Regions from separate parts of the Homo sapiens genome. Here regions 2 and 3 are each linked to region 1. A link is a contact called in ENCODE Hi-C or POLR2A ChIA-PET data. All regions are on one chromosome and are shown on one strand. Each heading gives the region's core, a stretch centred on a gene start or an enhancer-like site at or near the end of the contact. The rest is flanking DNA. Distances are from core to core; before and after follow the strand shown. Region 1 holds the start of SOS2 (SOS Ras/Rho guanine nucleotide exchange factor 2). Region 2 overlaps NIN (ninein). Region 3 overlaps LOC100506446 (a long non-coding RNA gene).

Region 1 (2,579 bases), core at 59-2,558:
TGCATGTTTTGGGGAGAATAATTGCTCAGCTACTGATGCCGGAACTGAATTGTAGTACTGACTTATTTTTTGTACCCTGTTCGTCTTTTCCCTTTCTCACTGCTGGTGGCTAGGGACAGGGAGTAAAATATCTTCTTTACAACCTGTTAAAAGTAATGTGCTCAGCCTCTTTAGTGGGATGAAATTTGTGGTAATGAGTTACCAGAGCCTATGCCTCTTTGGATTGAAAAGCTTGTCAGGATCTTTTCTGGGTTGCTAATGAGTGTTTCCTAGACGCCGATCCAGGTTTTGTAGGACCTGAAGCCTACACAATTTGGATGACACGATTAAGAAAACAATTCGAAAATATCTTGAAAGTTTTGTAAAAACGATATGATTTTGTGAACGCACAGGGGCCCGTGCAAGTGAAGGACCTTTCAATTCAAGCTTGATCAACGTCACTGTCATCTGCCCCTTCTGACCCTACCACCAGGCTAAGGGCTTTCCACGCCTCATCTCTCGGTCCCCACACCATCACCCTAAGAAATAGTTACTGTATCTCCTAACGATATATTATATATAGTACCTACTTTGTGTAAACATACGGTACTCATGAAAACAAGCCACGTAGAGCACAAATACGTTAAATATCCTGTCCAGCCCGAATGCCCCTTTCTCTCCACGTCCCTATGCAGCCTCCCACGACGGTAGTCCTGGGGCTCCAGCGCTACAAGAGTGGCACCGAGTCCGGATTGTCTTAAGCAGGTCGAGAGGAGGGAGCATATGGGTAAAAAGCAGTCAAACTGAAGAGTCTGGAGCGGCCCCCAGCACAGTCTCGGGAAAAGCGGACTCCCCCGGGGCCCCAGGCCCCGCACCCCCGCGCCGGGCTGGCGCCTGTGCCTGCTCCGCGGCGCGCATGCTCCGTGTTAGGCCTCTTGGGCTATTCGGGATAATGAGCGCCGGGCCGAGGGGGCGGGCCGAGCCTCGGCTGCTGGGACTCAGGGCTCAGCGGCGACCCCAAGGCACTCTGCGCTGCTGCTAAAGGGGCAGCAACGGCGGCCAGCGCTGTGCGCGCCATAGCGAGGCTCGCTCGCCCGACGCGCACTCCGGGTCGGTCCCCAGAGCTCTGTGGAGGTGACTCGAGTGGGCAGGGCCGGGCGGCGCTGTCGGCTGGGAGGGCGGGGAGGAGGCGATGAGGAGACGAGCAGCCGCCGCCGCCGCCGCCGCTGCTCACCGCCCGCCGCGGCCGTAGCGGGAGTCGGGGCGGGGCTGGGCCAGCTGTACCCCTGACGGGCCGCGAACCCAGACAAAGGAGGAGGAGCCGCCCCAGAAGCGGGCCAGCGCCGCCGGGAAAGGAGGTCGCCGCCCGGGGTCGCCCGGGCTTGCGGGTCGCCGCGCTTCCTCTGCGGGCGCTGCGGGAGGCGAGGGCCGCCTCGGCGGAGGAAGCCGACCCCGGGGTCTCCGCCAGCCCGCCGGCGCCGCCTCCGAGCCGCCTCGGCCGTAGCCTCGGCCCGGGCGGGAGGCGGCGGCCGCCGGCGAGGCGAGGCGGCCCGCGCCCTGCCTGTCAGGCCACCGGCCCGGCCCGCGGGCTGCCCCCGATGCGGAGGCGCTGTCGCCGGGGCCATGCAGCAGGCGCCGCAGCCTTACGAGTTCTTCAGCGAGGAGAACAGTCCGAAATGGCGGGGACTGTTGGTCTCGGCCCTGCGGAAGGTCAGTGCTAGGGGCGGGGCGGCCGGCGGGTGGCCCGTGGCCCCCCGAGCTTCTAACGGGGAGCAGGTCGTCCCTCCCACAGGGCTCGAGTCCCCGGGGCCGAGCCGTTTCTCGTTGGCTGGCAATGGGGGGCTCACAATTGCCTGTTGCATTCTGAAGGACGTTTCTCAAGTTTTTTTTTTTTGCCTGGTCCCGGAAGGAAGGTTTTGTTATGATCATAAAACTGGATTTCATGTTGCAGTCATTTCGTCAGGCAACTTCCGCCGTTGACCAATTTGTTGTCCTCAGGCTGGAATCGGGCAAGAGAAAGTCCCGCTGGTATTTAGACAGTTTCTAAAACAAAAGCACATTTTCAGGCCGGGTAATTACTTTTAATTAAGTTCTTTGGGAGTGTTCCCCCTAGGCGGTTTGCTTGTCAAGGGTATCCACTTATGAGGCAATGGTTTTTTGTAATATGGATGTTTCACATGTGTGAAATGTCAGTGAGTCATAATATTCTTATTCATTTTACAGTTCTCAAGGTAAATTTAAAGCGCCTTCCCACTTCCTGCAAACGGTGTCTTACCTGTTTACAAGAGATTACCCTTAGAAAATTTGGTCAGTGTCTTCAGTGTCTTCACGACCAAATTGCGATTTAGGACTTGAAATCATTTTAAGGAACAAGAAAGGGGCAACTCCTGCAAATCAGTCTTTCATGTTTGGGTGCATTGCTAGGGTGCATCTTTCCTGTAGATGGTGGCGGTCTTCCTCTGTGAATTTAGGTAGTAACCATACGATCATTTTTATAATAAATCCTTCTGTAAGATCAAGACATTTAAAGACTGTGAATAGGTGCGTGATCAGCTGTCATGCCTGTTGAGCAGGGGCTTTCTTTCTTTGCCGTTAATGCA
Region 2 (2,579 bases), core at 25-2,524, 490 kb before region 1:
CAGTGCACGCAGATTCCTACAGAAGGATTGGGCACCTGTGAAAACTGGGCTGCTATTGATGGCATTTCTTACCATGGCAGACAGATGCACACACCCACCCATGCACACACACCACACACAGAGACATAAGCTAAGATATGTTGGAATTAAGTGCTCTTTTAAATTATTTTATTATTTTTACTGTTAAACCTTTGCAGTATTATGTCTCTTATTTATTTATGTAGAAATGACAGATCTTGTGAATCAAATTCACAAACATCAGCTTGTTACAAATCATTTTATTTATACCCTTTAAAGAGTGTGGATTTAAGATTCTTGAAAGGATGTAGTCTATATATTTTCTCATTCCATATGTTGTAACTATTTTTAACCAAAGGTACTACTTTTATATATGGAATTTGAAGAAAACCAGGGGTATTTATACTGTTTTGTATAAGATGTACAAATCTTTTTGACAGGAAATTTTTGATGAAACAATAAAATAAATTTTAAGTATATGACTGCCTTTGTTTTTCCTGTTTTTCCACTCTTTTGCCAACTCTATGTTCTTTGAATTATCTTTTTTTTTGTTTTGCTTTGTTGGGCAAATAGACATCATTTTGTATTTATGTTTGAACTTTAAAAAGCTATTATTTTTTTTTAAATATAGGCCTTTTTAAAAGCTAGATGTCCTCCAGGCCCAATTTTTTGTAACTTACTTCCTGCATTAGACCTTTGCCTATTACAATTTTTATCCTCCGGATAGTTACTACATGATTTAGGGTTTCTTTTATGATTAAGTGTTACTACTTAGTATCTAAACAGATGGTAGCCTTTGACTCATGTTTAGTCATTCTGCATGTCTTTTAAAGTATATCTTAACTACCATCAGCTGTTAATACCTTTATGAAATCTGAAATTCCTTATGGGGACATTTTGGTGGACTGCAGAGGGATGGGGGTTGCATTCTAATAAGTCAATTGCATTCTAATCTCTCTAGGTCTCTCTCCTCTCCAAAACTCACTTACTCCTTAACCCATCACCGTTGTGTGAGAACAGGAGATTTTTCATTTTCAATCTGCTCTGATAGTAAACCCATCCTCCAATCCAGATGTGTGCTTCACATTTACAAGTGGGAAACAGATGACTAGAAAAATTGGCAGGAAGAGGCTATTATGAAGAAAGAAACTTACCACCCTCACAGTCATCAGCCACTTCAAAGGAAAAACAGACATGCATATTGCAAGCTGATTGGTTATGTTAGGAAACCCTGAATATATTCAGTGCTTGTTTTGTTGTTGAGAGGCCCATAACATTGCAGAGACCCAGATCACAGATGGGAGGTTGATAGCGATCTTCCAAGTTACCTTGGATGTCCATTTTACTAGAGGTACTCACAGGTATTAAATTATGGGTTTTCAGAATTTTGCTTTATATCAGGGGGATGATGGTAACACAGGTAAGATTCTTTTGATTTTTCAGTCTGATCCTTTATCTGATAGGGTTACTTTTCTGACATATGCAATCCATGCAGGGCTCAAAACTCTCATTTCATGAGAAATCCATCCTTCCTGTTACAAAGGCAAAACATTTGCTGTCCTTTCTCTAGGCATCTTGTGGGGAAAATAAACCAGTGTTTTCAGTGTGACATGATTTTCGAATAATATACTTTTCTTCCCTTCAGGGAAACCAGGAACAACTGGTAACTGTCATGGAGGAACGAATGATAGAAGTTGAACAGAAACTGAAACTAGTGAAAAGGCTTCTTCAAGAGAAAGTGAATCAGCTCAAAGAACAAGTGAGCCTACCCGGTCATCTCTGTTCACCCACCTCACATTCCAGCTTTAACTCCAGTTTTACATCCCTTTATTGCCATTAACTCGTTAACTTATGTTGTCTAATAAAGGCAAATTCTATTATAAATGTCTGTAAGAACTTAGGATTTGCTATCCCTCATATCACCCCAAAAAATACGAACTCTGTATTTTTTCCAAAGCTCTGTTTAAGGCATGTTTGTCCACAATTTAAAAGTGTAAATCTTTGCTAACATGATTTACATGGACCTAAGATTTTAAAGATCAAAAAAAATCTATTGATTCACATAGACCTAAAGCATGTCCATTCACATGCTTTAGGTCCCTGTGAATCAACAGATTTTTCTCTGCCCAAGACAGGAAATATTCCTATTTAAATTGAAAAATGATATTGGTTAAAAAAATAGGGGGATAATAAATGGAACTTTAGCTTTCCTGTTCCCAACAGCTTATGAAAACCTCAACAAGTATCTTATTGCTACAGCTAGACTCCAAAAAGATGTACTTTGAGTTAGAATCTAGACCCCAGATTCCAGGACCACTTAAACAGCCTGCTCCTTTTCACCTGCTGGTGGCAGATGTGGCCTTGGTGTTTAGAAATTAGTTGCGCATCCACTGAAGAGACAAGCAGAAAGTACTACCCTCTGGGAGAGTGTTATAGCCTCTCTGGAAACTGAGATGAACATGTGGGGTGGGGGGCAGAAAATGCCCAACCTAGTTCTTTAGATACTTAAAAGCTAAGAATAACAACCCCAAGAGAGGGTCTGAATTCAGCTGTAGACAGCA
Region 3 (2,579 bases), core at 35-2,534, 300 kb after region 1:
GTGAGATGTGTATACTGAAGTTAAAAAAAAAAAAAGTAATAGCCCCATTTGTGCAACAATGGGAAGAAGGCAGTGTTATGGATTTGTGACCCCCCACCCAGAAGATATGTGAAAGTCCTAACCCCTGGTACCTGTGAATGTGACCATATTTGGAAATAGGGTCTCTGTAGATGTAATCCTTAGGGTGAGGTTATACTAGATTAGGATGGGTCCTAATACAACGACTGGTGTCCTTATAAGAAGAGGAAAATGGCAGGGTTCAGTGGCTCACACCTGCAATCCCAGCACTTTGGGAGGCCAAGGCAGGCGGATCATTTGAGGTCAGGAGTTCAAGACCAGCCTGGCCAACATTGTGAAACCCCATCTCTACTAAAAATACAAAAAAATTAGCCTGGCATGGTGGTGCACACCTGTAATCCCAGCTACTTGGGAGGCGGAGGCTGGAGAATCACTTGAACCCAGGAGGTGGAGGTTGCAGTGAGCCGAGATTGTGCCACTGCACTCCAGCCTGGGTGACAGAGTAAGACCCTGTCTCCAAAAAAAAAAAAAGAGGAAAATGTAGACACGGACATAGAAAGGAGACCAGCATTCAAAGACGGAGACAGAGATTGTAGTGATGCGTCTACAAACCAAGGAATGCCAGGGCTACCACCAGCAGCGAGGAGAGAGGCATGGAGCACACTCTCCTTCAGAGCCTCAAGAAGGACCAACCCTCAGACCCCTTGATTTCACACTTCTAGCCTTCAGAACTGTGAGAAAATAAATTCCTGATGTTTTAAGCCACTGAGTTTGTTGTATTTTGTTACGGCAGTTCCAACTGACTAACACAGGTGGGTAGGCTGGTAGCACCAGTTTCTCTGGACCCATTTTGATTTTGAGTAGCAGAGAAATTGGGACTAAATTAGAACTCCACACACAAGTCATATTCACAGGAAGCCACATGTTCATGAGAAGTGAGAAGAGATCCCACTGTGCACAGCTGTGCAGCTGCCTGTCTTCATTGCCTGCGAAGAAGAAAAGGCTAAAGTATCTCATATGCAAAACCCTGGATCAAAAGAAAAATTCCCACTGATACAGAAGATGTCCCTGACCCCTTCACAACACAAATCTCCTGTAAATAGTTGAGCTAAGAAAATTCACTTCATTCAAAGATGAACAGTCAAAAAAGAACCAAAAAAGATTTAAGGAAGAAAATGAAAAAGAGGCTGAGCGCTGTGGCTCATGCCTGTAATCCCAGCACTTTGGGAGGCCAAGGCGGGCAGATCACTTGAGGTCAGGAGTTTGAGTGGTTGACCAGTCTGGTCAACATGGTGAAACCTTGTCTCTACTAAAAAAACAAAAATTAGGCCGGGTGCAGTGGCTCGCGCCTGTAATCCCAGCACATTGAGAGGCCAAGGTGGGCAGATCACCTGAGGTCAGGAGTTCAAGACCAGCCTGACCAACATGGCGAAACCCTGTCTCTACTAAAAATACAAAAAGTAGCTGGGCACGGTGGTGCGTGCCAGTAATCCCAGCTGCTTGGGAGGCTGAGGCAGGAGAATCACTTGAACCTGGGAGGTGGAGATTGCAGTGAGCTGAGATGGTGCCACTGCACTCCAGCCTGGGTGACAGAGCGAGACTCTGCTTCAAAAAAAAAAAAAGGAAATGAAAAAGAAACAGAAAAACAAATGCTGATGAATAATCACCATGAAAACATTACCTCAGGCCAGGCTCAGTGGCTCACGCCTGTAATCCCAGCACTTTGGGAGGGTGAGGAAGGGGGATCACCTGAGGTTAGGAGTTCGAGACCAGCCTGAGCAACATGATGAAACCCTGTCTCTACTAAAAATAGAAAAATTAGCGGGTGTGGTGGCACACCCAGCTACTTGGGAGGCTAAGGCACGAGAATCACTTGAGCCCAGGAGGCAGAGGTTGCAGTAACCCGAGATCATGCCACAACACACCAGCCTGGGTGACAGAATGAGACTGCGTCTCAAAAAAAAAAAAAAGAAAAAAGAAAAGAAAACATTACCTCAGAGCAGATTAAAATTTTGAACATTTTGCTGCAAATTTTTTTTTTTTTTTTGAGATGGAGTCTCGCTCATGTTCCCCAGGCTGAAGTGCAATGGCACAATCTCAGCTCACTGCAACCTCTGCCTCTCAGGTCCAAGCAATTCTCCTGCCTCAGCCTCCCAAGTAGCTGGGATTACAGGCATGTGCCACAGCTAATTTTTGTATTTTTAGTAGCAACGGGGTTTCATCATGTTGGTCAGGCTGGTCTCGAACTCCTGACCTCAGGTGATCCGCCCTCCTCAGCCTCCCAAAGTGCTGGGATTACAGGCGTGAGCCACCACACCCGGTCTCTTGCTGTAAATTTTTTAAAAAATGTAATGAAGCAATTGTTTCCACAAAACAATCATAAAACAGAAGTAATATCTTGAAGAAGAGAAGGTGAGATGACCAAAGGAGGTAAAACGTAAGCTGCCGGAGTTCAGGAAATAAGTGAATGAAAAAGAAAAAATAAAATCATTACACAATGTGTATGCAAACCAAATCATCGTGTTGTACACTTTGAATATATACAGTATTTATTTGTCAAT

What was found. A loop is a pair of places that touch in the nucleus more often than their neighbours do. ChIA-PET counts read pairs that join two places held with the same protein, here RNA polymerase II (POLR2A). Pooled maps may share reads with other maps.
Region 2: a loop to region 1 is called in a pooled map, with 5 times the contacts of the local background. The contact joins the enhancer-like site here to the promoter of SOS2 in region 1. A Hi-C loop is called at or near these places in 9 of 50 pooled maps. POLR2A ChIA-PET finds 5 or more read pairs at or near these places in 4 of 52 experiments (T-cell, WTC11 and activated naive CD4-positive, alpha-beta T cell).
Region 3: a pooled map shows a loop between it and region 1 (4-fold over the local background). The contact joins the enhancer-like site here to the promoter of SOS2 in region 1. A Hi-C loop is called at or near these places in 2 of 50 pooled maps. POLR2A ChIA-PET finds 5 or more read pairs at or near these places in 4 of 52 experiments (BJ, T-cell, WTC11 and 1 more).

What each region holds. Positions count from the first base shown.
Region 1 is chr14:50,230,307-50,232,885 of GRCh38, reverse strand. It overlaps SOS2 (SOS Ras/Rho guanine nucleotide exchange factor 2), which reads left to right and starts at 1,308. Exons shown (of 23, transcript NM_006939.4): 1 at 1,308-1,689. The coding sequence starts at 1,603. RefSeq lists an enhancer at 397-486 and a silencer at 637-1,716.
Region 2 is chr14:50,725,151-50,727,729 of GRCh38, reverse strand. NIN (ninein) reads left to right here. Exons shown (of 31, transcript NM_020921.4): 30 at 1,664-1,777. Among named protein-coding and RNA genes, the nearest start is that of SAV1, 58 kb to the right of the region's middle. Within about 2 kb of position 1,274, at least 4 of the 41 ENCODE cell types and tissues checked have a DNase peak (open chromatin) inside an H3K27ac peak, as active enhancers do.
Region 3 is chr14:49,929,294-49,931,872 of GRCh38, reverse strand. The region is part of intron 4 of LOC100506446 (a long non-coding RNA gene); the gene reads left to right. Among named protein-coding and RNA genes, the nearest start is that of MIR6076, 36 kb to the left of the region's middle. RefSeq lists an enhancer at 1,543-1,592. Within about 2 kb of position 1,284, at least 3 of the 41 ENCODE cell types and tissues checked have a DNase peak (open chromatin) inside an H3K27ac peak, as active enhancers do.